Linked DNA regions of Mus musculus: region 1 is linked to region 2. The links are chromatin loops, found by intact Hi-C in ENCODE. Cell type or tissue: left cerebral cortex. All regions are shown on one strand. Each heading gives the region's core, and the rest is flanking DNA. Links, peaks and the distances in the headings are about the cores only. Region 1 overlaps Rptor (regulatory associated protein of MTOR, complex 1). Region 2 overlaps Endov (endonuclease V).

Region 1 (14,841 bases), core at 2,536-10,535, 120 kb before region 2:
TTCTGAGATGCACTGCACAGTACCGCAACTGCAGATAGTGGTAAAACCCTGCCTGTGTGCTGCTGTTGTGGGAAGCTTGCTTAAATCTGGGGCCTGCCTTATACTAGGCAAGCATTCTACCTGAGCTGCCTCCCAGCCCTGAATGACAGGCATTTACTCAATCACTCCAGTGTGCATACATCAAACAGTATGCCCCATAAAGTACAATTACTTATAAGAAAAAAATAAGAACTAAAATCACAGCAGCATACCTACTCACAAGAACGATCACAGTGAAAGTAGCCCTGTTGCTGGAACAGGAGCCCAGAGCCACCAGCACCGAAGGAGGAAGTAGAGCAAGTCTCGTAGCCATGCCTGTTAAAACCCAACCCTGCAAACCTGAAATTGCAGTACCTGGCAAATGCCCTAAGCAAAGGTCATGGGAGCTTGGTATCTATCAGCATCACTGATAACATTTAAAACATCTTATGTTCTGGGACAATGGACAGTATGGTGTAACTTTAATATTTTTAAATCTTATTTTTAATGATGGTTCTTAAAGGATACGGGGAAGTGGACCTGTCTGGAAAGGATACGGGGAAGTGGACCTGCCGGAAAGGACACGGGGAAGTGGACCTGTCTGGAAAGGATACGGGGAAGTGGACCTGCTGGAAAGGACACGGGGAAGTGGACCTGTCTGGAAAGGACACGGGGAAGTGGACCTGCTGGAAAGGACACGGGGAAGTGGACCTGCCGGAAAGGATACGGGGAAGTGGACCTGTCTGGAAAGGATACGGGGAAGTGGACCTGTCTGGAAAGGATATGGGGAAGTGGACCTGTCTGGAAAGGACACGGGGAAGTGGACCTGCCGGAAAGGATACGGGGAAGTGGACCTGTCTGGAAAGGATACGGGGAAGTGGACCTGCTGGAAAGGACACGGGGAAGTGGACCTGTCTGGAAAGGATACGGGGAAGTGGACCTGCTGGAAAGGACACGGGGAAGTGGACCTGTCTGGAAAGGACACGGGGAAGTGGACCTGTCTGGAAAGGACGCGGGGAAGTGGACCTGCTGGAAAGGACACGGGGAAGTGGACCTGCTGGAAAGGTTCTTTTGGAGCAACTCCCATCTGTGTTGTCTGGAAATCAGCAGTTCAATCTACTCAAAAAAAAATTTTTTTTTTGTTTTTGTTTTTCAAGACAGGGTTTCTCTGTATGGCCCTGGCTGTCCTGGAACTCACTTTGTAGACCAGGCTGGCCTCGAACTCAGAAATCCACCTGCCTCTGCCTCCCAAGTGCTGGGATTAAAGGTGTGTGCCACCACACCTGGCCACTCAAAAACATTTTATGGATACATCAACAGCCCAGTTTGGTAGAGTCAGGGTATGCAAACACAATTCAGCAATGGCAGCACGACCTAACAGAGACAGCCAGGCCTCAGTCCCAGCACAAGTCAGCAGGAGGGACCCTAAGGGACATTCTCAGCTGTGTCTCTCTCAGCAAAGAGAAGATCAGTGAAGACTCGACCCACAAGCTCTATAAGCAAGCCTAGCTCAGCCTCCGCCATTGTCTATCTAGTCCTTTTTATACTCCATCCAAACGTCGAGTGTCCTGTATAGGTCTCGTCTCAATACGTGCCTTGCCTCAGCACGAGTCTCGTCCTAGCACATGATATCATTTTGTCAACCAGCCTGAGTGGGCGGAAGCAGCAAAAACTATAGCACACCACCGGAAGTTTTTTGCTATATTTCTCTCTATGGAGTCCTGGCAAATGCAACGCAACTATCACAATGTATGGCGGACCAATATATGTGTGTTGTTAGCAAAGAATCCTTCATCACGTGTCCTTTCACACACTTACTTTAGCAGAACATCCTCTCTCCTGTGTGTTTCAGTGAAATGTTCTTTTACAAGTCTGTCTTAGTCTTTCGCCGTGTCCACTTGAGCTAAATGTTCCTTCACACATTTGCTCCAGCAAAACACCAACCGACCAACTTTCCAAGGGACCCTTATGTTTCCACTTCAGTACAGCTTACACCTTTTGTGGGTCCTTGCAGTACAGGACAGGGACCCCACAGCAGAGGCAAGAAAGATTTCTCAGCAATGAAGGGTACTAGGGGCTGTTTCAGGGGACCCAGGCTCAATTCCTAACAGCCATCTGTAATTCATCTCAGTGACCCAACGCCCCCTACTGGCCTCCACAGACACTGCACGCATGTGGTACAGATAAATATGCAGACAAAACATCCAACACATAATAAATAAAACCCCATACCAGGCAAAGCTATCTACCGAATTTAGAGAACAACTGATAAAACTTTCAGAGAAATAAGGCCTGGGAGAGAGAGCTACACAAGCTAAAGCAAAGCCAGGCATGGGCCATGGGCACCAGGCAGTGCATTTGGCCTGACAGTCACCAGCTGCTGTCCTGACCCTCATCTCACTGTGTGCTGCTACCTGTGTCTTTGCACAGGCGTGACACATAAAGGTATAAACAGAGGGAGCAGTCTCTTGACAACGTAATATTTTCATTCAACAGGCAGCTCCTCACTAAGCCTTCTGCAGGGGGCTTTCACACTGTTGTGCCTTCTACGACTGCCGAGATCTGATGTGAAACATGAGCAAGTCTAGCCATGTGAGGAGACCTTAGAAATACCAACGTCAGAGGAAACCTTCCAGCCAGAGCCCTAAAGTCAGCACCACTTCAAAACTGGAGCTGTGGTCTGTGAACAGGGCCCGGGTGTCCTAAGATGGGAATGTGCAAGCAAGAGAGGAACAAGAAAAGAAAAATATGGGCTAGAGAGATGGCTCAGCGGTTAAGAGTTCTCTCGGATCTTCCAGAGGTCCTGAATTCAATTCCAAGCAACCACATGGTGGCTCACAACCATCTGTAATGGGATCCAATTCCCTCTTCTGGTGTGTCTGAAGACAGCTACAGTGTGCTCATTCATAAGATAAATAAAATCTGAAGGAAAGAAAGAAAGAGAGAAAGAGAGAGAAAAGGAAAATATGGAAAGGCCAAGTGTCACCTGCAAAATCCCTGCAGCACCCACTCAGAGGTGAAGCAGAGCTCTGGAAAGCAGAGGGGGAGGGGTGAACTGCACATTGCCTGAAGTTTCTCATTATTGCTTTTTGAAAAGGGGACATGGGCTCAAGTTTAGTTATATAAGAAGTAAACTGAGAAATAAGACAAGCACATCCTGAAGGCAACGCTGCCCACTACACTACCTGAGACAACGGCAGCACGGACACGGGGATCACCTGTAAAGTAGAAGGCAGCGATCAGTTCAGCATGTCTCAATTTAGCAAAGTCTGTGACAAGTCAAGTGTGGATTTCTGTCTCTCAGGCTCAATTTCAGAGAAAGATAGGCCTGTGTAGAGCTGGCATACGCAGGGAGATCAGGCTGGCTGAAGTAGAAGTTAACATATGGCTTCCCAGTCCAACTACACAATTAAACCCATGCCAGAAACAGAGGATTGATGCCCTCACAGCCTCTGCACGTCCTCACCAGACCCTCCATCTGCCTGAGTGCAGAGCGCCGTTGACACACTACAAACAGCAGAATGATCTATGCAGACCATCAGCTCGAAGCCTCGACCTGACTGAGAACAGCCTCAGATGCTCCAAACCACACAAATGCTCATGCAAAGGATGAAGATAGCACTGCATCTGCTCCTAGACTATGGGGTGCAGGCCACGGCTCTGAGAAACACTACAAACTTTAAACCTCTACTCACGATATGCAAATAGCCCGGAATAGAATTCACTCTAAGAACACTCTAAGTTCAGCTGCCCTTGAACTACTGTTATAAGGCACAAAAAAGGACAAATGCCAAGAACAGGCCCACCTTGCCAAGGATAACAGGCACCCCAAGTTGTGTGGCCCATGGAAGCCCTGGCATGCACACTGCCCTGGGACACTAAGGAGAGATGAGCTAAAGCACCGGCGGCTGTCGTGGGACCAGGAGTCCCTCCACAGTCCGTCCTGCCACCATCTCCAGCTGCCGTCCCTCGTCAGCTTTCAGCACCTGTTCACAGGGCAGTGGGCAGGGCTGGGGAAAGATATAGAATCCAGCCACTATGCTCCCATGCCTGCTTGGTATTTTATGAATCCATATAAATAATGTGTGGCTCACTCTGAATGTCTGAACTCTGGTAACATCTTGTCAGTAAATATCCAACATGTCTGAGATCATTTATTTTAATAAAGTTTCATGACTCACCAGCTACCAAAGCCTTGATTTAATTCAAAGTTCAGAACATAATTCCCATTTTCTCAGGATAAATTTTTTTTCTAAATAAACACTAGATCAAAGTAACACCACAATGATGGCATACATTTTCTAAAACTACAGAGAAGTGACAGGCCAAATGCTGCTGTCAGCTGCCTCTAGTAAGAACAGATCACTGCGAACTGAGGGGCTGCTAGGAAGGAAGGTTTCCACCACCACAGACAGCACACTCCCAGCCTCCTCCCTCCACCCACCCACCGTAGCACACAGGCACCAGAAGAGCAGCCTCTCCCCTGCGTGCTGGAAAGCCTGCCCAGGTTCTTTGGCTTGGTTATTCACAGCTTGCCCTACAGCTAGCCATTTCCTTACTCTTTTACTTTTAGTTCCCCTGAGTTCTAACCTTAAAATTTCAAAAAGAAAATTCACATGTCACAGCCCTCCTGAGAAACTCCCAGATGAGTAGTTCTCTGTAGCTCTCGATTAAGTCCCACAAAGGGAAAGTAAACTTCACCACAGCACAGCCAGGATACTGACCAATTCCCTTCACGACTGAGAAAGACTGCAGCACCCAGGTCACACAACTATGGCTCTGAAGATAGGACACACCTAAAGGACCTGGCCACCAGGCACTACCCAGTTCCATCTCACATACCATCACCAGCTGGAGCCAAACCTATGCAAAGCAGCAAAAAAGTTGGGAGGCACCCCTGCTTCTCTCTGGCAACACGATGCCGACCTCTGCTTGCTCAGGGCCAACAATCTGGAAAGGCCCCAGACACTCACAACCGACCTTTGCTTGCTCAGCTTCACAACATCCTTCTGCCAAGGAACTCAGCACCTGTTACAACAGGATCCAAGTTACTTTAAGTTCCACACCACCAGGAACATCAGGCCAAGGCCACCACCAGCTTAACAGAGGAACACTGCAACCGGATTCATAGGTGTCTGCTATAAGAGCCTACCCAGAGCCTACTGGTACCCAGCAGACAGAGGCAGAACACTGGATATACACTGCAGGTACCATCATGCATTCAAAGTCCTGATTCATTTTCTAAATTTAAAAAGAGACACAGACTTAAACTACCCATCTTCTGTTGTCCACTGTAAATATATAAGATCAGATACACATGACCAGAGCCAAGCATACACCTGGAGCAAACAGGTGAGGACACAGGAGCTAAATTCTCAGTGACAGGAACAACCTGGTTACACTGAGAACCTCTCATCAATCGTGTTCAGCAATGGCAGCATGGCAGCCTGTTTCACAGAAAACTACATGGGTAATTCAAGAGCCAACCATCGAAGCCCACAGCCCTGGGAATCAGCCGTGCTCTCCCCTAGATGTGCTCCATTTGCCGTCCACGGGCCCTGCGTCAGCCATCCTCTGCCTGGCACAGAAAGCTCCTTATCTCTTGGGACAGGCTCGAAATCAGCCAAGTCTGCCCCAGTAAGGGATCTGCACAGTCGTCTCAGAAGCCATCTCCTAATTCCTAAAGTTCAGAAACTGCTGGTCTAGCCTTGAAGAGCACCATTAGATCCTTCAGAGCCTTCCCTGCTGCTGTCTGCTACTAGGCACAGGACCACTTCCAGATCTCTTAGAAACTGCCTGTGTATGCTCTGTTCTGAGGATGCTACTCACAGAGAAGATCAAGAAAAAAAAAAAAACATCTCAGTGCACAGCTGAGTGTGCAGAAGAAGCAAAGCGTGTGCAGCAGGCACTCTGTCCACCCGTGGAGGCAGTGTCACACGCAGCTTTGTATGCCCCATGCTCTTCACACAGTTAAGTGTTTATTCACAACTGGACAATAATGAGAAATAGAAAGTGGAAGAAGGAAGGAACAAAGGTAAAAAGGAAGAAAAAGGAACAGAACTGGGGAGGGGGTGGAATCTACAACACTGATCCTCACCCTGTGAGTCCCAATCCCCTAGTGGGTGTTGAATGACCACAGCACAAGGGCTGCCTAAGGCCATCGGAAAACAGATACTAACACTACGTTCATAACAGTAGCAAATTACAATTATGAAGTAGCAACAAAAATCACTCTGTGGTTAGGGGTCACCACAAGAGACGCTGTATTACAGGGCCCCGGCATTAGGCAGGGTGAGAACTAGTGCTCTACAGGCAGGACTTCGACTAGAGCACACATTACACTTCACTACTTCCTGCCACTTCACACTCTGAATCATGCTAATCATGGTGTGCACGCCCACTCCGTTCCTGTACTTTCCCATTTCTTGTCATCAATGAACTTGATCAGCACACTTCCAAATTCTTGCCCACAGAAATGACAACGGACTGACAAGGACACTGGATCCCCTGGAACTGGTTACATACAGATGATTCTAAGTGGCCATGTGGTGGATAGAAACCAAATCCAGGTTCTCTGGAAAAGCAGCCAGTGCCGTTAACTGTGGAGCTCTCTCTCCAGCCCCAAGTTGCTGATTTTTTTTTTCTTTTTCAGTGCCCAGGGCTTTGGCAAGCTAGGCAAATGCTCTCAGTGAACTATATGACAGCCACATAAAATTATTTAAATTATTGAAAAATCCAGAAACAGCCTGCCTAACAGTAGAAATGAGTTTCATACATGACAGTTACCCCTGTAGTTAAAAATGTATGATTCCAAGGAAATCCCCCAGATGATGGAGCTAAGATCAATCAGGAAAGAGCCAGGAGTAAGGAGGCCATGCTCACACATGGTGACCAGCCCTGCTTTTCCAAATGGCTGTCAAGAGATGATTTTCAAGTTCCAGCTCTAAAATACAGACAGAGCAGTCAATCACAGATGTGTCCGGTGACTCCACACAACACTGTTGGGCATACTCCCACAGTCCTAATCTTTGGCACTAAAATTATTAACAGAGTAAAGGCTAATCTAAGAAGCTCAGGTAGAACGTCATTGCAACCTTCCTGACTGAATTCACTTCACTACCAACAGCCTGAGGAAGAACATGGTTGTAAAAAAGGTTGAACATTTCTCAGCTACATAATCACCAACCTCTTTGAAATATCTTAACTCCTTCCCATGTTTTAAAAGGACACTCCCTTGGAAAGAATGGCAGCTCCCAGTGAGTGACATGTAGCAGGACATGAAGTGAGAGGGTCTGAGCCTGACTTGGGGTGGGGGGTGGGGGGCGCCTATCCCTTGGGCAGATGGTCGGTGTCAATGTAGCAAATCTCTAGCCACAAGACTAGGAAGAGTCCAGAGAGCCTTTGATGGCTACCAAGGTGGGCTGTGACTCTGCAATCAAAGCAACAGCCTGAAGGGGACTAAGAAGCCAGAGCAGAAAACCTGCTCTGACCTTAGCTAGTGCCACTCCCTCCCAGGAAGGGTGCGTGCATGAACACTTGGAGAAACAAGTAACAAGACTAACTGCTGCTGCCCGTGGAAGCTCAAGTACAGGCAGAAGGACTGAGTGAAGGCACAGCCTGACTAGTCTGCGGCAAGTCCTGCTTCCTCTCTAAGAGAACTTCCTGTGCCCTAGAAAAAGGCAGGAGGGCAAAAGAAAAAAAGAAGGAAAAAAAAAAAAAAACACAATGCACTCCTTTCTGTCAGATTGTCTCCTGGGTCCCCAGCTCCTTTATTCTGTGAGGACTCACCTCAGCCAACAGCAATCTCTGTCCCCACCTGTGGGACAGGCCCTTCTCTAACTTCTGTCCAGGCCCTAGGGGAAGGGGTGGCTACCTCCTGCTGTTATCTTCCAACATCTCAAGTTTTCCTTTCTTTCAGTCTAAAATCCTGACAAACTAATTCCTTACATAAAGCCTTCTGCTGACATGTGCAGCAGGTTCTCTGTCATCTTTCTGGATGCCAAGAGCCCTCATAACACATCAACTCAGACACAGCTCTGAACCCACAGAGTCCGATAAAGACTGTCCTGTCACTTAATAGCACTGAGCAGCTGAAAAATCCTGCTGACCAGAAACCACATCTGGCAGGTGTCCGGTTTCACCAGAATAGCCCACTCTAGGGACAGCTGGGCTGAGTTCAGGGGGACACTGTGCCTTTGCAAATCACTTTCACCCTCAGACCTCCAACTCCCTCCTTGAGCAGCCAACATCTCATGACTTCCGAGGTACCCTCCAAACCAGATGTAAATGGGTAAGGTGAAGACTGAGAAGGAAATGGTTAACATCAGCTAACGAAGAAGAGAAGAGATGTCTTGGTCAGTGAGCCAGGTGTGGTGTGTGCACTTGTAATCCAGCGCTGAGGAAGTAGGGACAGGGCATCTCTGAGTTGCCTTGGTCAGTGTCTCTTCATGGCAATAGAACAATGACTACAACAGTGACCCAAACTGCCTGTAGAAGCAAACAGGGACTCCACGTGAACACAGACACCCTTCCTCTCAGGCTCCTCCAGACTCACACAAATAATTTACAACAACAAAAACAAGGAGTAGGCTGTAGAGCTGGCTCAGAGGTTAAACGCACTGTGTGTCCTTCCAAAGGTCCTAAGTTCAATTCCCAGCAACCACATGGTGGCTCACAACCACCTGTAATGAGATCTTCTGGCCTACAGACACACATGCAAGGCAGAACACTGTATACATAATGAATAAATTAAAAAAAACAAAAAACAAAGAATAAGAAGAAACAGCAAGCTGGGTGTAGTGGCCAGGCCTTTAGTTCCAGCACTTGAGAGGCAGAGGTGATGGATCTCTGTGAGTTTGAAGCCAGAGAAAAGTACATAGTGGTGAGACTTTGTCTCAAAGCACAGGAATAAACAAGTGCGGGAAGATGTCCAGCAGAAGCAGCAGAAGCCCCCAAAGCCAGAGGATGGAACTGCCATGGAGGCAAATGTGACCTCCACATGCCTGGGGACACCTACATCCTCACACCGAAAGACTGGAACAGGATGGTTACTAGTTTAAGTAAATTAGTAATAAATAAGAGAATTACCTAGAATCTAAGAGGGGGGGATTCAGATAACAACAGGCAGCAGTTTAGACACTGGGAGAAGAAAATGGAGGGACATCACAACAAAGAGCAAAAAGACAAAGGACAACACAGACAGACAGAGGTATACTCTAACTAGGAGTTCAGCATGATCCTCCCGCCCCTGCTCCCTGAACACTGGACTGTAGGTGTCCACCACCACACAGGGTTCTCCCACGCTAGGGGATCAACCAGCGCATCAAGCTTGCTAGGTAAACACTGCCCAGTGAGCGACAGCTCCAGACAGGGTTGTTTTGGTTTGTCTTTTTTTTTTTTTTTTTTTTTTTTGAGGGGTGGTGGTGGTGGTTGTTTTTAACTGATGAAGGCACTAAATCACAGACTCAAAAAAAAAAAAAAATCCTTTAAGTTCATAGGTAAAATGGGCAGAAATACCCACCCACCCCGAGAAAACAGGAAGTTTCTTGAAAGCAGTGGAGAGAAGTGAAGCCAGCCAACATGAAGAGAAGCGCCTTGCCAACTAGCCAGGCCCTTCACCTAGCTAACATCAACAGAAGCCCCTAGTGAGACTGCATCTACAAGCCTGTAAGAAATATCAGGGAAAATATTCTTCAAGAATCGGGGCTGAATAAAGATATTTTCTGAGTAATAAATTTGATGTCACCAAGCCCTTGTGAGAAGAAATTCTAAAATCTTTCCATTAAAATGAGGAATCCCACCCAAAACTCAAGGGGGTGGGGCTGGGAATAAACCAATCACAGACAGAAACAAACAAAAGAAATGACTTCTGGGACCTTGTGCTGTAACTGTTCTCCTCTCCTCTGTGCTGCCTCGACTGCTGTTACAGAAGAAGGCCAGGTTACTTCACAAAGAGTAAAGGAGAGAGATTAGACATTTCCAATGCATTTTTTTTAAGTATAAATAAGATGCTAGATTTAGGACTAAATAAAAAAAAATTAACTGCTTTAATTAAAAGATAAAAATCAAGCCAGGCAGTTGTAGCACATGATTTTAGTTCCAGCACTCAGGGAGCAGAGGCAGGCAGATCTCTAAGTACAAGGCCAGCCTGGTTGTCCTGGAAGTGAGTTCCAGGACAACCAAGGCTACACAGAGAAACCCTGAATCATGTAGACAGACAGACAGATCATCAGGCTGAACTAATAGCTGTTTACACAGACATATGGAGCACAAAATGATACAGAAACACTGACCTACATAAAGGGATGGAAAATAAGCAACAGAGAACCTGGTCGGTGCCTGGTGTTAACAAGGCCAAAAAGATCTGAAGTAAAAAGCACTGTTATGGGTTTAAAAAGCCACTTCCAAGTGATGCAGACTCAGAGTGTATAACATGACAGCACAGCCTCAGAATACAACCACAGCAGGAAGCACTGACCAGAAGGATAGAGAGAAAGAAAGAAAGAAAGAAAGAAAGAAAGAACGAACCAGCCTTCTGAGACCATGAAACTCATTTCAATGTCACTAGACTGTAAAGCAAGCTGTACGAGCCACAACACTAGGGGGCGCCATCCACTTAGGACAGTACTGTCCACAGGCGCCCCTAACCACAAGTGCACTAGCCAAGGATGACTCGGCAGCCATCACAGATGACTTCAATCACAAGCAACTGAAAAAAAAAAAAAATCAAACTCATCCTAGAAAATCTCACCTATGCTACAAATTACAAAGCAGGATAAGCATGCCTGTGCTCACCCATAATCCCAATATACATGAGGCAGAGGCAAGAGGATTCTGGGATTGACTTTAGCGCAGGCTACATAATGAAACCCCACCGCAAAAACAGAACAACAAAATACTTCTAAATAACAAATTACTTAATTCAAAGTGAAAAGCAAAATAATCTAAAGTGAAGAACCACATCACTGCAGGAAAATGTACAGAATCAATGAGACAGTCACCTCCCAGAACTAACACCAAGGAAACAGATGGCTGGAGACTCACACTAAGTGTCCATCTTGAGAATCTATCCCTTAAGCCAGGTGGTAGCTAGGGCAGGATTTCCACAAGTCTGAGGTGAGGCTAGAATGCATCAGAGTTTCAGGCCAACCTAGACAGACAGACAGACTCCCCTTTAAGGGCAGGGGTAAAAGCTGAGCCTGTTAGTACATACCTTTAATCCCAGGCAGAGGCAGGTAGATCTCTGAGTTTGAGGCCAACCTGGTCTACAGAGTGAGTTCCAGGACAGCCAGGACTACACCAAAAAAAAAAAAAAAAAAAAAAAAACTGTAATAAAAAACAACAACAACAAAGCCTAAATCCACAGAGCCAGGGAGGTGAGGGAGGGAAGGCCCTTGCCACTGTGCTAAGCCTGACACTGTCTGAGTTCCATCTCCTAGAAGCCACAGGGTGAGGAAGAAACCAACTCTTGCAAGCTGTCTTCTGACTTTTACACATGCACAAATAAATATACTTAAATTTTTTCATAATTATTGTATTTTACCTGTATAGGTATTTTGCTTGCATGCATGTCTGTGTGCCATGTGAGTGCCTGGTGACTGAAGCTCTTAACCCTAAGCTATTTAAATCAAAAAGCCTAATTAAAAAAAATATTAAAGCTTTTATAAAGAACACTTACATGGCTTCTCAGGCAGTGCTAGCAGTCACGGGGAGGAGGATGGGGGGATCTTGCTGTCCTGAGACTGACTAACTGTGGCTCAGGAGCTAACACCAAGCTCAACCCAGCGGCTAGAGCAATGGCACAGCACCTGGTCCCTGACCACCTGAACCCACTCTGCTTTATGCACTGCAATGTTCAGGAATGTCCACATTCAGCACAGGGCAGGTGAACTGGAACACACATGTAATGTGTGCGTGGAAGGCAAGAGTCAACACAGCTAGTCAATATCCGTGCTGCATACGCCTCAAAGAAGTAAGATGCTAACTGCTCCTGACAGAGGAGTTAACAGATGTCAGGGCAGGATGCATCAAGGACACTCAGGTTACTGAGATGTCCTCTTTTCTGAAGAGGGGCTGGGTTCACAAATGTTCCTTTTACAAATATTGATTGATATGGAAATAGTCAGTTCATAATTTTTAAAAAAGAAATCAGGTAGGGCTACACAGGCCTGCTTTTAATACAAAACAGGTCAGTAAATGGGCAAGTCCTTGCAAGAGGTTGGTGGCTAAAGCACAAAGTTTGTACAATGAGCTAAGCCTTTAAGGTGGTGAGTAAGTAAATCTGAGACTGTGATGAAGGGTCCAGCCTGGAGCTACCACAGTCCCAGAGAGGACCTGAGCCTTACTAAAGCATAAATAACAATCACTTCTGCTTCACCTCTGACCTGCCAGCTTTACAAAGGACATCCCTCCCACCACCCCCTAGGGGAAGGTAGAGCGTGGATTCTAGACCAGCAGCTCCTCATCTGGGAACCATGACTTTAGTCTGGTAGACCAAGCCATCTTAAACTTTATTGTTGTAAGCTACTCAGTAAAATCCAGGGCTGCAGAGATGGCTCAGCAGTTAAGAACACTAGCAGCCATGGCAGAGGACCTGGGTCAGTTCTCAGCACCAACAAAGCAGCTCACAAGTGTCTCTAACTCCAGTTCCAGGGAATCCAACACGCATGGTGCACATACATCCAAGCAAACACTTAAACACATAAAATAGAAGTCCACTGTAACTTCTTAGAGAATCATCTTTCAACATTGTAATCTACCTAATAGTAAGCAATGTGATCTGTGTTTTTATCCCAATCAAAAACTACTTAGAAAAACAATGGAGCAGAGGATATACCTGCAATCCCAGTACTGGGGAGGCTAATGCAGAGGACAGCCATGAATTCAAAGACAGCTTAGACTACATAGCAAGATCCTATCTCAAAAGAACAGATAGATAGATAGATAGATAGATAGATAGATAGATAGATAGATAAGAAGGGGAGGGGAGAAGAGAGGAAAGAAGAAGCGAGCAGAGGAGAGGCAAAGAGAGTTGGAAAGGACCCAACTCCTGCAGTAGACCCAAAAGCTTAAAGCTTAAGTTCTTCAGACTGAAGGACAATGCTACTTTTAAACTCAGCTTACACAAAGAGAAGAAAATTGAAAACATAAATACACAGGAAATATAAAGGTACTTCCTAATTTTTAAATGTGTTTAAAAATAATCAACTGCTTAATAATAAAATAGAGTAGTGTAGGGCTTAAAACATGTACAGTTAAAACATAAAATATCCACAGCATCGACACAAGGAAGACGGAGGACTAGAAGCTTGTCCCTCCCAGCTCCTATGTCACTATATGTCACAGTAACAACCTCAGCAGGGTCACCTGGTTAAGAGAAAGATATAGTGTCATAAACCTGAGACAGCTAGGAAGTAACAGAAGACCAAATATAAGGTAACCTTTTCTTTTACAACTGATCATAGTAAAATAATCCCAGGGGCTGGGATGTAAGGGGCAGAGCACTCAAATCTGCTAGGTTTGTCCTATGTTTCAAAAACAAAAACAAAACAAAACAAACTTCCATTCCAGAAAAACATAAACAAAACATCATACCTACTATTCTCTCACCTCCATCTCCTATCCTACCCACCAGTCCTATCTGTCCACACACTCCTCCATAGGCAAATAGTCTTTCACCTAACACAACTTCCAAGAGGCCAAAATGAAGCAGTGCAGCAGGCTCTTCTGAGTCGTTTGTTTTAACTAACAGCCTGCTTTGGGGAGCTCCTGGGACAGTACATGGGACACACATCCCTCCCTGTCCACAGCACTGCTCTGAGGTCACATCATGCCATCATGCCTTCTCTGCAACAGGGAAGCAGGTTATTGGAATCCATCAAAGAACAGGTGCAGAGGAGGGGTGCTATAGCAGACAGTACTATAAAGGCCAGGGTCCTTAGACTTTAAAATTGCTCACAGCTGTATTACGACAACTGCATCAAGTCCAAGGCATCCCACTGCGAAAGCATTCATACTGCTTTCAAAACACGTCTCTATGCATAAGTCACCTAATCACAGAAAGTCAGCTACAGAATCAACCACAATCTACTTGGCATAAAATGCTTCCCCATAAGAGACAATCTGACTGAACTTTCCCAAACATGTAACTAAGTAGAAATTATCACTAAGTCCCAATAATAAACAGATTACCCAACAGTTAGCTACTGGGAATCAGAAGGACTGAGATTCGGCCACCACCGCTGTATCTACCACACAGACACAGACTCTCACTAACAAGGAGCTAACCACAGCCCTGCTCAGCAGAACCGAAAGTCCTAGGGAAGTAAGCCAAGAGAATTAAGTAAGCTCCAGGGCCGCTACAGTGTGCACAGACACAGCAACACATCACCACCGTCAACGTGACTGGATCTGTAGTCAGTAGAGGGTCACACTTCTACAGGTGTGTGAGGAGTGAGAGGTTTTATTGAGGAGACCAGTTTTTGATTGTCCAATGGGTCGAAAAGAAAACAGAGAGAAAGCAAGTGAAACCCCACGTCCATCTCTCTGCCTCCTGACTGGAGGCAATGGACCAGCCACCTCCCACTTTGCAGCCGTGCCGTCCCCACGAGGACTGTGCCCTTGAACTGTGTGCCTTCAACCTGTGAGCCAAAATAGAACTTTGCCTCTTTAAGTGCTTTTCAGCTATTTGGCCACCATGATGAGAAACCTAATTCACACAGCCGCTGACCACATGGATATCACTCTCATCACAGTGCCCTGCGAAGCCAAGGAGAGGCTCATTTGCTATGAATCAAACCAAAATTCTGGAACTTGGTAACAAGG
Region 2 (14,841 bases), core at 2,721-10,720:
GCTAGATCATAGTAGGCGGCTCCAGCCCTGGCAGTCCACCATTCTTGTTGTCCCATGAGCAGGAAATGGGGATGACTGGGGTCCTGAGTGACAGACACAGCAGCTAGTTTAGGTTGCCTCCCCCTGGAAGCCAACTTCTCCCAGCTGCCGGACAGGGGTAGGGATGCTGGGAAGGGGCACAGAAACTGCAGATGAATATGAAAATCTATTTGGATCTGACTTGAATTATTAAGAGGTTCAAGAATATTCTTAGCTCTAGAGAGCTGTGGTCTGCTGAGATGGACATCACTGCGGCCCTATTTTTAAGGTTCTGCGGGAAGGAGCTGAGACGCCACTGCACTTAGGGCCCCCTGCCCTCAAGCACCGGTGTCTGGGGTGTCTGAACGCCCCACCCCAGACTTGCCCACACTCTATGTTCTATCCACCCTGCTCCTTCAGTTTGCATCCCCCTGGCCCTGGCACCTCACTATCTTAGCTCCCTGTAGCAGCTCAGCCAGGTAAAATCTGGGCTGCCACACACACCCAGCGGGGCAGCTGGGCTGACAGGCCCTTGTGGGTATGGGAGAGTACTAGAAGCTAATAGTACAGGGCTGTCTTTGGGACAATAGAAATGCTTTGGCGCAGGCAAGCGTGATAATGGCTGTACACGGTAATGAATCCTTTTTGTTTGTGACAAAGCCTCAGGCCTATGTTACTCAGGGTTGCCTTGAGCCCATGCCCAGAGACTCTGGTCTCAGGCTCCCCAGACACTCCACTGTGCAAAACAAATTGTATTTTAATGACTGAAAGGATTTTCTTTCAGAACAAATCACATAAAAGTTGTCTAGAAGGCCACGTTCAGGTTCTGCCCTGCTCCTCAGTATGTGGGGAGTGGGCCCCTGGCAGTGTCTGCCTGTACAGCAGCCTGGAGAGCTACTCTGCCCAGGCTGAGGAGAGTCTGAGTGTTGGAAGGTGCCAAGCTGAGCAGCATCAGGCCTGACTTCTGTGTCTTGGGGAAGGTCTTCTGTTAAGAGTTGAACAGATGAGATGGGGTGACCAGGCTGGGTCCCCAGCCACACTTTGGTGTCTCACAGGAGTGGGAGGAGCTACCTGCTCAGGTGAGGCCTGGACAGGGGACTCTGTAAGCTGTTTTCCTCCACATCTGTGAGGATGGTCTTAAGGACTGATGGCCTTGGCCTCTGGGGCCCTACTTCTCTAAACAGCTTCCCTTCAAACAAGGATGCTGTGTGCTGGCCCTCAAGCTCGGCTGCCTTACTTCTCACCTCACATCTAAGCTTTCAATGGTTCGAGCTATTGTGGTTGAGCTTCAGCCTTTTCCTTCCCCCACCTCCAAATTCCCCCTCCACAACTCTGTCTTGACAGGGCTTGAGAAGGGAGAGGTCTGGAAGTTGGGAAGGCAGATGGTGGGGCCAGCTGTAGGCCCTCCAGCTCTGGCTTCCACAAGAGTGTCAGGGAATATGAAGAGAGAGAGAGAGAGAGTGTGTATGTGTGGTTGTGTGTGTGTGCACAGAATGTTTGTGAGAGACTGCGGAGGGCCAGTGGGTGGATGTGGACACTGCAGGAATGTCCTGCTCGGACACCCTGGGTGGCCGTGGGGTTCTTGCCCATGGAGGCTGGCCTATACATACCAGGTGTGTGGTGGGGAGGCTGCCTCCTGCCCCACACTTCATTTACTGGGTGACAGAACCACATATCTATCTTCCTTATATCCAAAACCTGAAACCCCAGGGAGTGGGGATGAGCCACCAGCTCCATCAGAGACAGCAGCAGCAGACCTACCCCCAAGGGGTAGTCACTATGGACTGACTTAGGAGGGAGTCGCAGCAGCCCAGCTGAGTCTAAATGGGCCTGGGTATCACAGGAGAACCACCCGTCTGTCCTTCCCCATCACCGACCGTCATCCCATCCTGACCACCCCCTGTGGGTATCCACAGGACTTAGTAGCTAGCTTCCCCACCATCTGTCACCTCTCCTCCAGGGAATCTGGGGACTAGGGTGAGGGCAAGAGACATGTCACAGGCGTGCCATCTCTGTGTCCCAGCTCAGATGCCACTCTGGTGAGCCTAGAATGTGTGTGGGAGGACAGGGAGGGCACTGCAGCCCTGCTGTTGGCCTGCCTCAGCAGCCCCTTCAAGGCCACCCAGACAAGAAGCCACCAGGCTAGAACAGACCCGCCTTCTTAGTGGGATGGGATTTTGACGCTCTCTGGTGAGAGGGTGGCAGGAAGAGGAGTGAGGAGCCGAGCCTGGGGCTTTCTCACCATGGGCCTCAACCGGCTTCCCATCTGGCACCCTCTGTGCAGCTGACTCCCCATCGCCCACTCTTGAGCCTGCTCCAGGATTGAGGCTTTCCCAACTGCAGGTCCCTCAAGCTCAGCGGCAAACAAGCTTGAGGACAGGCACCTTGGGGGCTGCAGCCTGGCTATGACACGGATGACAGTCTCCCGTGGCTGGGATGGTGAAGTAAGAGTGACCCATGAGGGTAAAGCCAGGAAGAACCAGGTCTGTATTCCCAAGAGGGCAAGGCAGAGCTGCTGGCACAGGTTGCCAACCGCAGGGCCTCTGGGCACCCGAGGCCTGAAGTCCTTCATGTACTCTTGGTGCTTGTGTGTGCTTCCTGGTCTGGAATATGGTCCTGCTGGGGCATGGTGACCACACTGACTAGCCAGTGATGGAGGAGGCTGGCAGCCACTGGCCTACACTGGCCCACGCTGGATTAAGCCCGCTGCATCCTCCTGGAGTTCCATGCACTGTTGCCTCTGGGGTGTGGTGCTCCACCTGTGACTGTGGTGAGGTCTCCACTGCTCCTAGAGATCATCTTCTCAGGGTGGTGACTGTACCCAGGCTGGAGAAGGAGGCCAGAGGTCCGAGTCTTCCTGATGCCCGGTTCCCTCCAACTGCTGGTCCTTCTGCTCCTGGAAGCCTGGCTCGGGGGCTTTCCGGTCTGAGCTGGAGTCTCTGCCGTCGCATTCAGGAGGCCTGCCTTGATCTGCAAGTGCTCCTGGGCCTCCTTGGGGGCATGCATTTGGCCTCTGCTCTTTCTGGCTCCTGGTAATGACACCAAGAAACAGGAAACATAAAAAGCCAGGGTGTGTCAGAAGTCCCCTTGTTCTCCAGGGGTCTCTGAGGCCTGATGAAGGGCCCAGCCTAGAGGGAAGGCCGACAGTCCTCACCTGCACAGGTGTACTCTTGTACCCTCAGGCTAGCCAAGTTCAATGGTGAAGTGGGGTAGGGCCAGCTGCCCATACCCTCAGCTCTTTAACAGCCCAGTGGCCCAGGAACAGCCCCCAGCTTCAGGGAAATGAGTATGAGGGGTGCACCCCTCACTACTTGTGCACCACCCAAGGCAGGGCCTTTGTCTTTCCCTGGGTATGAGGCACACCAGAGGCAGGGATCAAAACTGAAGCTGCCATATGTACCACGTTCTATTGCTGATACCCTGTGTCTCACTTCCCCACCCATGAGATGGGATCACAGTACCTGTTTCTTGGCAAGACTTCCCTAAGGCCTGTTCTAGTAATACCACATTGTGTAAAGAGCTCATGCCAGTCCTGTGTCCCTAGCGGAGACTGCTGATGACAACAGACTCGCTCTACCTCAAAGCTCGAAGGACTGAACTTCTGTGATGGGAGACAGGCATTCGAGGGAATGAGGTAAACAGAACCATGCCTGACTCCAAAGGTCATGCCCTTTCTGGGGAGACCTGGTCTGGACCTTTGGACAGATAAAGTGGACCAGAAAAGGCTAGGCAGCTGTACTGGGTGGTTTTATATCAGCTTGGCACAAGCTTAAGTTATCTGACAGGAGGGAACCTCAATGGAGAAGATGCCTCCTTAAGATCAGGCTGCAGGCAAGCCCCTAGAGCAGAGCATGTTCTTTTCTTTTTTTTTTTTAAGATTTATTTATTATTATATGTAAATACACTGTAGCTGTCTTCAGACACTCCAGAAGTGGGAGTCAGATCTTGTTATGGATGGTTGTGAGCCACCATGTGGTTGCTGGGATTTGAACTCTGGACCTTCGGAAGAGCAGTCGGGTGCTCTTACCCACTGAGCCATCTCACCAGCCCCAGAGCATGTTCTTAACTAGTGATCAATGGGGAAGGGTCCAGCACACAGTGGGTGTAGTGATTGATGGGGGAGGATCCAGCACACAGTGGGTGTAGTGATCAATGGGGGAGGGTCCAGCACACTGTGGGTGTAGTGGTCGATGGGGGGGGTATCCCAGCACACAGTGGGTGTAGTGATTGATGGGGGAGGGTCCAGCACACTGTGGGTGTAGTGATTGTGGGGGAGGGTCCAGCACACTGTGGGTGTAGTGATCGATGGGGGAGGGTCCAGCACACTGTGGGTGTAGTGATCGATGGGGGAGGGTTCAGCACACTGTGGGTGTAGTGATCGATGGGGGAGGGTTCAGCACACTGTGGGAGTAGTGATTGTGGGGGAGGGTCCAGCACACAGTGGGTGTAGTGATTGATGGGGGAGGGTCCAGCACACTATGGGTGTAGTGATCGATGGGGGAGGGTTCAGCACACTGTGGGTGTAGTGATCGATGGGGGAGGGTTCAGCACACTGTGGGTGTAGTGATCGATGGGGGAGGGTTCAGCACACTGTGGGCAGTATCATCCTTGGGCTGGTGGTCCTGGGTTCTATAAGAAGCAGGCTGAGCAAATCACAAGGAGCAAACCAGTGAGCAGCACCCTCCATGGCCTCAGCATCAGCTCCTGCCCCCAGGGTCCTGTGCTGCTTGAGCTCCTGTCATGACTTCCTCCAGTGATGAACAGGACACAGAAGGTTAAGACAAACCCTTTCCAATCCAACTTGCTTTTGGTCATGGTGCCTCCTCACAGCAACAAAAACCCTAACTCGGATAGCAACCACGTTTGGAGGTGGGCCTTGGGCCAGCTGAGCCAAAGGAGTGGGGTTTCTTGAGAGTTCCTACTATGTTTGAAGTCTCTGAGGGATCCCCTCCCTATGTCCCCTACCAGGCCCAGCCTCACTCTGTGGCCCTAAGCTACAACCCTGCATCAAGGACAGGATGGATTCATACACAACCCATTGCCGGTGTCCTTCCCACACTCACCTGTCCTTTCTCTGTGCAGGAGCCACCCCAAGCTGCCCTAGAGTCCTTCGGATGTACTCTCGAGAGCGGATGTCAGCCTGAAGGATACACACAGGTGTAAGCCAGGCCCTGGGCATGTCTTCCCATCCCCAGTAGCCTGGAAGCACATTCCACTCTTTCAGGGGCAGCCCACACAGGCTCATCATGTCCTTTGGGGAATCAGCCCCGCCAGTGTGTAGTTGGCAGAGAGATGCTGAGACCCTCGGGGTTGAGGTGAAGGCTGAGGGACCTGACCTCTTGCTTTTCCAGGATGCTCAGCCTCTTCTCTGACTCAGACTGTTCGTTTTCACTGGCTGTCCCTCTGATGGGTGTCAGCTGTGACACCTGTTCATCTCCAGAAAGGTTGACAAGTTACGCTAATAAAAAAGGGCTTGGGGACCACAGGTAGAGCCACAGAGAGGGACTCAGATCTGAATATGCACCCCCCTCCTCCACCTCTAAGAGCCTGGCCTCAGGAAGCCCCTGGTCCCGGCTCAGATGGGTTTAGCTTAGCTTTGGGATCACAAGACTCACAGACAGCAATAGCTAATCCTGCAGACAGCAGCTGCTCTTCAGCTAAGGGAAGTGGGCCGTGGGCAGTGGGATGTCCTGGGCTGTACCAGAGTCCGGGTTTGCACCAGAGCAGAGGGAAGGAAGACCCTAAAGACAGACACTAAGCCCTTCTTGGAGAACTTTGGGGAAGTGGAATTGTTGGGAGGGTGCTCTGCTGAGGGGCCAGTGGAAAGAAGATAGGCCAAAAGCCACAGCCCGTCCTGCCGGGCCGACAGAGCCTTATTCCCTTCCTCCCTGCCAACCTGGGCTCCCAGGCTAGGCCATCACGTGCTCGCTCTGCATGTGCCCAGGGTTTGGGAGGCTCTCTTGTGACATGTGACAGGTGTGCTCTGGATTCCAGTACTCCAGGTGCTTTGCAGGAGGCTGCCCCCTTACTTGCTAGGACAGAAACCACTGTAACTCTGGGAAACATCACGGCTAACAATGCAGGTCTGGGGCTGCACAGCTCTGGGCTGCAGGTGCTAAGGGAGTGCATCGCTGACTTGCTCTCATTAGATGGCCAGGATGGAAGGGGAAAGGCCTTCTGGGGCTTGAGAGACCACTGCACCTGTAACAGCAGTAACACCCCAGATGAGGACTCAGTTAAAGAAGGCCTTCCTTGGGGGATGACAAGAACTCACTCATTCTCAGAGGCTACCTCTGGGCAGCCTTTCCAGGAGCAGGGCTGAGCATCACAGGATGCACTGCCTGCTGCTGCCCCCTGGAGGCCATCCTGTGCACCTGCAGCTCTCCTGAGGGCTGAGCCTAGGCAGGCTCTGGGCAGTCCAGCCTGTAGCCCTTCCTTCACACCTCCCAAAGACCTCACAGCCTCCAGAAGGAATGGAGTTGTGACCTGAAAAACTGTCCCACAGCTGATGTAGACAGCAGCTGCTCTAAGTCCCTTGCTAGTGAGCCCTGGAACTGTACGCTTCCTGCTGTGGCTGAGTTGCTCGAATGCATCAAATTCCTCCTGAACCAGGGCTTTTGATAGTGCCTTTCCAGAGTCTGGACTGTCCTAGCCTCCTCTAAAGAGTGGTTTTTCCTGGGTTCTCAACCTAGGGTTTGGACAGGCACCACCACGTGACAGGTGCATGTTGGGATCTCAGTTGCATGCTGCTTTCCTGTAGGGTGAGATGACTGGTTAATCAGTGTTGAGCCTCTGGGTCCCTGAACAGCAGCTTAGGTAACAGGTGTCTGGCAGAGCCATGGCCTGGGGTCCCAATTGGTGTCTCTGGCACAAGCACTAGCTTCCTCAATGTAGCCACCGAATGACCCTGTGAGATCCTCTGACCAAGGGTTGCGTCCAACTTGTCCTGCTTTCAGGCTCTCTCATCAAGGGCCTGGGGATCTGTCCTCAGATGCCTGCAGAGACCCACCCCAAGTGAGACTGTGTGATGGTTTGTATATGCTTGGCCCAGGGAGTGGCACTATTAGGAGGTGTGGCCTTGTTGGAGTAGGTGTGTCACTGTGGGCGTGGGCTTTACACCCTTACCCTAACTGCCTGGAAGCAGCTGCCTTTGGAACAAGAGGTAGAGCTCTCTCAGCTCCTCCAGTGCCATGCCTGCCTGGATGCTGCCATGCTTCCCATCATAATAACAGACTGAACCTCTGGACCTGTAAGCCAGCTCCAGTGAAATGAGTGCCTTTGTAAAAATTTCCTTGGTCATGGTGTCTCATCACAGCAATAAAAGACAAACAACTAGGTGGCAATGTCAGTCCCCCCCCCCCACACACACACACAACTCTCCCACTCCCACCACAGCCCCATACCTGGCGTATAGGTTCTGGGATCCGGAACCTACAGCAGTGGTGGGTGAGGCGCACAGCGACCTCCAGGCTTATTCTGTGGCCCACAGAGACATAGAGGGGCTTGGTGCTGTGGTCATGGCTCCTCAGGGCCTGTGGAAGGAGGACAAGCATGGATGGGCAACGTTGCTGTGGAGCAGGACCAGCCTCAGGACTGAGGCTGTGAGGATGTCCTGGAGGGCTGGAAGGAGTTCACAGGGTGCAAGGACTCTGGGGCTGTTGGCCCTCAGGCATCTTCAGGTGGCACATGGGGTGAGGGTAGCCAGAGGAGAATGTGACACAGCATACCCTGGTTGGTCGCAGGATATGTAGGGAACAGGGTCCAGCCCCCACAAAGTGCATGTGTGCACGTGTGCACGTGTGCATGAGCTGCCTTGTGGCATGGCCTAGGTCCCGAGTCTGGGCAAGGCACAGCTTTCTGGCCACTCACCATTCCCAGGACAGTCCCAGAGCTGCCTATCAGAGGAAATGTGTCTCCTCCGGCCTGCAGGAGCACAATCTGGGAAACAGAAAAAAACTGTAAAAATACCTTTTTAAAAACATGTATCGCAGGAATGCTAGTGCACACCTTTAGTCCCAGCGCCAGACAGGCAGAGGGCAGAGCTCTGTGAGTTTGAGGCTAGACAGGACTACACAGTGAGACCTCCATCTCACACAAACTAACAAACAATCAAATCCCAAGCAAAAGTGCAGGTCGGCTAGATACACCATCCTCAGGAGCATCGTTCACCTTCTTCGGGAAGGAGTCTCATTGGCCTGGAGCTCACCAAGAGGCCTTTGTGCCGTTCTGATGCTGGCATAACAAGCACGGCCCCCATGCTCAGCACTTTTTACATGGCTAATGGGAACCAACCTCAAGTCTTTATACGCAGGATAAGCACTTTGCTGATGGAGCCATCCCTCAACCCACTGCCCCTTCTCAAACAGCTGAAGGGCAAACTTGATTCTTTAAAAGATTATCTTTAAGAACAGGGCATGCGTAGATGTCTGTGGGGGATATGAGGGCAGATGCTCAGAGAAGCTGGGGCATCAGATTGCTGGGAGCTGAAGTTACCATGGTCGTCAGCTATGCAGCATTGGAGCTGGGAGCCCAGAGTGGGCCCTGCAAGAGCAGGATGTACTCTAAGTCTTGAGCCACTGCCCCAGCCCAGCAAATTTCATTTCAAAGGCCTAGGCAGGGATGCAAGGTGCCCTCCCAGACCCCACAGGGGCCACACTGAATATGTTGGTGACTGTGCTGAGGTCGCTGCCATGAAGTTCCATCTACTCTGGTAACTGAGGCTTAGAAAAAGGGTTGTGGCTTGCCAAGGCCCCAAGAGGCAGGTGGAGGGCACACAGGTGACACTGGGCACAGCAGTCCATGTCCAGGCTGAAGCTGCCACCTCCTGAAAGCTTCCTTTCTAGCTAGGGGCTTGGCACAAGTCAACCCACAGCCCCTTCCTTCTGGGTGGGGAGGGCCAGTACATCTATCCATCAGGCTGCCATGATCAGGCTGCCATGAGCGGACCTGGGTCTGTCCACTCTGCCAGCTCAACACATAACTCACTCTCTACACAGGCTCCTGGGAACTAGGAAAGAGACAGTCAGGTCTCTTGGAACTTCGTTCTGTGGGATAAACATTATGTCAATGGCTTCCCCTGGATGAAGTGAGGATCTAGGGTAGAAAATGGTACACTGGGGGCAGAGCAAGGACTACAGTCACAATGACAGTAAGCAGGGTCTGCAGGCTGACTGTGAACACCACGGAGGGAAGAAGGTGGCTAGTGTGATATGGAAACCTGGAAACCCTGTCCCCGGGGACTGGAGGACATGGCCCTGCGTGCGTGTGATCCTGGCACAGAAGCAAGGAAGTAGGGGAGACAAACATGGTGGGAGGCACCCAGGAAGCTTATGAGAGCTGAGCCACTGCTCTGAACTGTCCAGAGGCACTTGGAAGGCAGTGCCCAGGGAAAAGTGGGTCTGCTTCTGGGTAAGACACCAGTGACGTGAGGGTGTGCCAGCAGGCCAGGCTGGAGCTGAGGTGCCCCAAGAGGTGGCTAACACAGGCACACCTGGTTGAGTCACAGGGAGTCCCAAAGCCCTTCTCACCTTCTCCTTGTGCAGAGCATTGTTCTCCAGTCCATCCACCTGCAGGAGCTTCTTGGCCACCCCGATGCATGGCAGCTCTGTAAGGACACCAAGGTGGCAGGCCACCCCGAAGCCTGCAGGGGAGCAAAGGGCGAGAGTACGGTGGCGGGGATGGGATGGGAGCCAGCCACAATCGCTCATCTATAGACGCAGACTCTTGGCCCAAACTGACTGCACTGTGAATGGGCCCTCTGTCCTGAAAGCACCAGTGTCAAGGAAGGGTGTGGGAAGCCCCCTCCTCTGACAGCATGGTTGAACTAAGACACACAGATCCTCATGACCCTTCACCCTCTTCCATCTGCTGCTGTCCTCAGGCCTCTGCAGACGGGTCACCTATGGACTGGGCCTTGTCAGCATATCTGGATTGAAGTGGCTGGGAACATACACCCAGGAGTTGCCTGCTGGCCCAGAACTGCTGTCCAGATTAGCATTTGTGTATCCTTTGGCTCCGGGCCTATGGTTTCTAGTCAAAACCCCTCTCATTCCTGATGGCTATGAAGGCCAATAGCTCCCTCATGCCCTACTTGCAAGAGCCAGTGTACAGTGCCTTGGCATGCATAGGGACAAAGCCTGCAGGTAGCTCAGGGCCAGTGTGGGAATGGAGGTAACCTGAGCTCAGTCATTAGTCTGTAGGCATTGGGTCAGCCTAGAGGAGGTACTGGGTACAGGCCAGTGTAGGGTACTGTGGGAGGTAAGTGGGTACAAAGGGGTGGGGTAAGAGGTGGTGGAAAACATTCTCCTCTCTCACGGCACCCATCTGACTCTTTTAGGAGAATTACCTCGTTGGTGAAGCACCCCGTTTCCATCCACAAGAACGACCTACGGAGCCACAGGGGAGTCAGTCAGCTGGGCTGCCCTGGGGCAGTGAGAAGGGGAGATGGCAACAGGGATCCTGCTTTTTAAAAATCTTATCCCCTTCTTTCTGTGGGTGGCAGTGGTCTGAGGGGACCTTCCCTCCCTAAGCACAAGCAGAGGGGTTCTCCTCACCTTAGGAGGCACCTACCTGGGGCATGAGATCTGGTTCCTTCTCTTGCAGCCGCTGTACCAACTCCACCAGGAAAGGGACCTCTCGGAAGGCCAGGAAGCCTGACACATAGGGGGCCTTCAGGCCAACCATGCGGCTGTCCTCATACACCACCTGACAGCGAGGCAGCAGGGACAGGTCAGATGCTGGCTGCAACCACCTGTTCCATTTCATTCCTCTGCCTCCCACCCATGGCTTCCACCTGTGGTCAGGATTAGCCCAGAGTCTGGAAGACAGGGTGAAATGATCCACTTGCAAGTGGGTGTTGGAGAGTCAACTTAAGTGTCATCTTACAGGTGCTTGCATTGGGACCTGGTGTGGATGAGAGCCCCCAAAGACCTAGTGTACAGGGAATAGCCTAGGGCCTGGAGTGTATGAGGAGCAGCAGCACCCCCGAATCTCATCTCTTTTAGGAGCTTGGCTGAGGTGGTGGCCAGCCTCAGGCCGACCTGCTCCTTGTACTCCTGGCTCACTCCTTGTCAATGTGAGCTGACCACCTGCTGAAGGCTCAGAGTATACCCTGGATGAGTATACCCTGTGAGCCTGGCAGTACTGAATGCACCTCAGAAAAACCATGGGGAAAAGGCCAGGCAAGTAGGACAGGGCTCTGAAATCTTCAGAACATTTTGGAGATGGGCAAAGAATGCCTTTAGAGCCAGGCAAGCTGCAAGAACAGAGCCCCAAAGAATGGGGAAACTCAGGAGAGCTCAGGACAGTAGGTCTTGTGCATTCTGTGAGGAGGCGTGGAGGAAGTAGGGGACCAGATGGCTTTCAGGAGGAGCTGGGGACAACCCAGGGCCTTTCTTAGGTCTTCTCTAACAAAAAGACTAGTTTTCAAACTAAAAGCACCTTATCACATGAAGATGGCCAGCTTCTCACTTGAGCACTAAGGGGCTCTGCACACAGCACAGGGCCTCCACCAGCCTCACTGGCCTGCTGTGCAGACCCATTCCTACTGTGTTCTTCAGAACATTTCCCCACCCAGGCTCTTGATGAGAGCTTCTAGCACAGTTCTCAAGGGGCCCTGAGGCTGGATCTGTACCTAAGCACGCCTAGAGAACTGGCTACTGTGTGCTGGGGCTTGGCCTCCTAACACTTCCACAAGTGATGCAGGAAGAAACTTCTCAAAGCTGCAATGACTCCAAGTCAGGTGTCCACTCAGATTCTGACTCAAGACAGCAAAGGATGGAGACCACTGCAGACAAGCGCAACTGATCCAAATGCAGTGCTGTAGCTCCCAGGCCCAACCGACACACACCTGCAACACAGCTCCTGCCCCTAAGGCTCGGGGACCACTGAGTCTCGGGTGGTAAAACTCTAAGAGCTAGAGGAACATGTTTGCCGTGAGACTGTGTCTCCTAGGAATGTCAGAAGCTGCAGCCATGAATTCCCACCAACATGGCTGCCTTAATGACCTGCAGGTGGATTACACAGACAGACATTTGGACAGGGACAGGGGAGAGCTCAGCAGGCCTCAGCCCCAGACAAAGAACCACAGGCCACTGAGGAATGCTGGAAGCAGGAGAGATAGTCTGCCCTGGGGAAGAGCACACCTCTTTGGTTAACCAATGGTCAATCCTGAAATCACACACATACAAGGAACATTCCACAGAGAGCAGTGAAGAGGTAAACGGGAGAGTTCGTAGGGCGTGAAGGGAAAGGGGAAGATTTGTAATCATATTGTAATACCAAAAAATAATTAAGGAAAGTGCTTAGAGTGTCTTAAGCTCAACTTACACAGATGTGCGTGGATATGAGATTCACGGACCCACATGAACTTATCACACTGGGTGAATTATAATTGCTAGATAATTGTGTTTAGTTAGGTACGTTAGGTGTGAGGTGCAGAGATGGATGCCGCTGACAGCAACACTAGGGGCCACCAGCAAACGAAGCAGTGTAAGTTACTGTGGCCTTCAGGATAGAGCAAACAGGAAACAGCCAACAGTAGGAGGGCAGGCACTGCTGCCAGCACTCATGAGGAAAACTCAGACAGAGAAGTCTCTTCTTCCCATGAAAAAGGACACACTGGGTACAGATGGCCAGCTATGGGAGGAGCTAACCCATAGGCTGCCATCTGTCAAGGATGCTGAGGAAAGAATTCCTGACCGTCTAAAGGTGGACTATTAATTCTCCAAGCAGGGTTAGTCTATGGGGAACCTGCTGTGGGAGATGGGTTTCCCCAGTAAATGGGCTGTGGCTCTGGAATGGTATTTAATAGCTTTACTGTGACTTTCCACTTTACAAAACTCAAGAGGGTATAACTGGTGAGTTCTGGTGTTTCCAGCATTATGATCTAACTTTACATATTTTGTTTATTGTAAAAGTGTTTTTGTCTGCACTCTGTAAGCACAACATATGTGTAGTGTTCATGGAGGCCAGAAGAGAGCCATGGGATTCCCCAGAACTAAGTTACAGAAGGTGTGAGATGCCATGTGGTGCTGAACACTGACACAGCAAGCATTCTTTACAACCAAGCAGTCTCTCTAGGCCCCCGAATCTAACTTTAGAACATCTCTTCCATCTCACAAATTAGCCTAGTCCTAAACACCAGTTATGCCCTTTCCAAACCATGCTCAGATTTAGTGTGATGACTTTGGTTTCTTAAGAGGAGTTGGAGAGATAGCTTAATGGTTAAGTGTACTGGCTGCTCTTCCACAGGACCTGGGTTCAATTTCCAGTATTCACATGAAGGCTAACAACCACAACTGTCTATAACTCTTGTTTCAGGAAATCAAACATCCTCTTCTGGTCTCCATGGACATCAGGCATATACACAGTGCACAGACATACATGTAGACAAAATACACCTAAGATAACTTTTAAAAGAGACATACCTTTGGGTATGTCTGTGAGAACATTTCCAGAGAGGCTCAACTCAAGAGGAAAGATCCACCCTGAGTGTGGGCAGCACCATTCCATGGGCTGGGGTCCAGGGCTAAAGTCAAGGAGAGAGCTAAGCTCTGGCATTCCTTTGCCTCTGCTTTCTGGTCTGCTGGGACATGAGGAAGCAAACAGTTGTACACACCTGCAGTCGCACCTCTGCATGATTCCTGTCACGTGTAAGTAACTAATGTGCTTTGGTGACCATGGATCTATATCCTTTAGGGGTCTGCCTATGCAATCTGGGTCTCTAAACACACTCCCAGGTGAGCCCTGGTTGGGCAACTTTGAACCAATGGGCCACACTCTTCCAAAACTCTTGCCTGACTTAAGGACTGCAAGAAGCAAATGCTAACTGAACGAGCAGGCACAGCTGCTCTTCTCGGTGCCAGGCTGCAACACAATTGTGGCATACCACCGCCCTCAAGAACAGTCAGTGAGGGAAAGATGGATCGCTGCCCGGGAGGTTCACATGGATGAGAAGTGTTATGACAGCAGGCACACTAAACTAAACTCATTAGGGCTTAAAGCCACAAGCCAGGGTGTTTGAGGTCCCACAGGAGAAAAGCTGGAAGATGGCATTCTGTGCCAGTTGCTTCCTATACAACTGTTTTTTGTTTTATTTGTTTGTTTGTTTTAAGACAAGGTTTTTGTGTGTAGCAGTAGCTGTCCTGGAAGTCACCCTGGCCTTGCACTCAGAGATCTGCCTGCCTCTGCCTCCCGAGTGCTGGGACTAAAGGTGTGCACCACCACAAGACCTACCTATATGACTCTTAACAGTTGGCATTAGCACCATCCTATTCTAGTTACCTATCTGTTGCTGTGATAAAACACTCAGACCGAAAGCAACTTGGGGAGAAAAGGGTTCATGTCAACTTACACCTTCAAGTCACAGTCCACCACTAAAACAGTGGGAACTCAAGCAGGAACCGAGGCGAAACCATGGAGCAACACTACTTACTGAGCTAGCTCTCTTATACAGCCCAGGCCCTCCTGCCAAGGGACACTGATGCCCAGAGGGAGCTGGGCCCTCTCATCTCAATAACCAATCAAAACAATCTCTCACAGACATGGCCACAATGTCAATCTGAGGCCCTCCTATTGACCCTCTCCTCCTTCTATCAAGGTGACACTAGATTGTGTCAAGATGACAACAGAAACCAATTAGGACAATCCTTCTCACTAGGTCGGAAGAAAACAGAGGAGCACGGGTAGTGTGGGGTGCGGTAGACCCAGGGTGTCCACACAAGCCACTAGTGCTGCTCTCTCTTCCCTTACCCACTACATATCAGAGAATATCCAGGGACCCATAAGAACATGAGCCCTACTTCCCACCACACACCCACCTCT

Evidence for each region. A loop is a pair of places that touch in the nucleus more often than their neighbours do. Peaks named below come from ENCODE experiments on the same cell type or tissue, not always from the same donor. Only the 100,000 strongest peaks of a DNase experiment are listed, where the experiment ranks them.
Region 1: a loop joins it to region 2, with 3 times the contacts of the local background. A loop is called at or near these places in 14 of 42 quality-filtered maps.

What each region holds. Positions count from the first base shown.
Region 1 is chr11:119,614,769-119,629,609 of GRCm38, reverse strand. The region is part of intron 1 of Rptor (regulatory associated protein of MTOR, complex 1); the gene reads right to left. Among named protein-coding and RNA genes, the nearest start is that of Rptor, 19 kb to the right of the region's middle. In left cerebral cortex, for the core only: no CTCF peak of the experiment used is centred there; DNase peaks (open chromatin) are centred at 3,427, 4,451 and 6,411.
Region 2 is chr11:119,495,408-119,510,248 of GRCm38, reverse strand. Endov (endonuclease V) reads right to left here. Exons shown (of 9, transcript NM_001164636.1): 3 at 10,588-10,722; 4 at 10,364-10,403; 5 at 9,546-9,658; 6 at 7,888-7,956; 7 at 7,422-7,550; 8 at 5,082-5,158; 9 at 1-3,047. The coding sequence ends at 2,822. Among named protein-coding and RNA genes, the nearest start is that of Endov, 11 kb to the right of the region's middle. In left cerebral cortex, for the core only: a CTCF peak has its summit at 6,385 (motif pointing left); a DNase peak (open chromatin) is centred at 6,367; H3K27ac peaks cover 250 bases.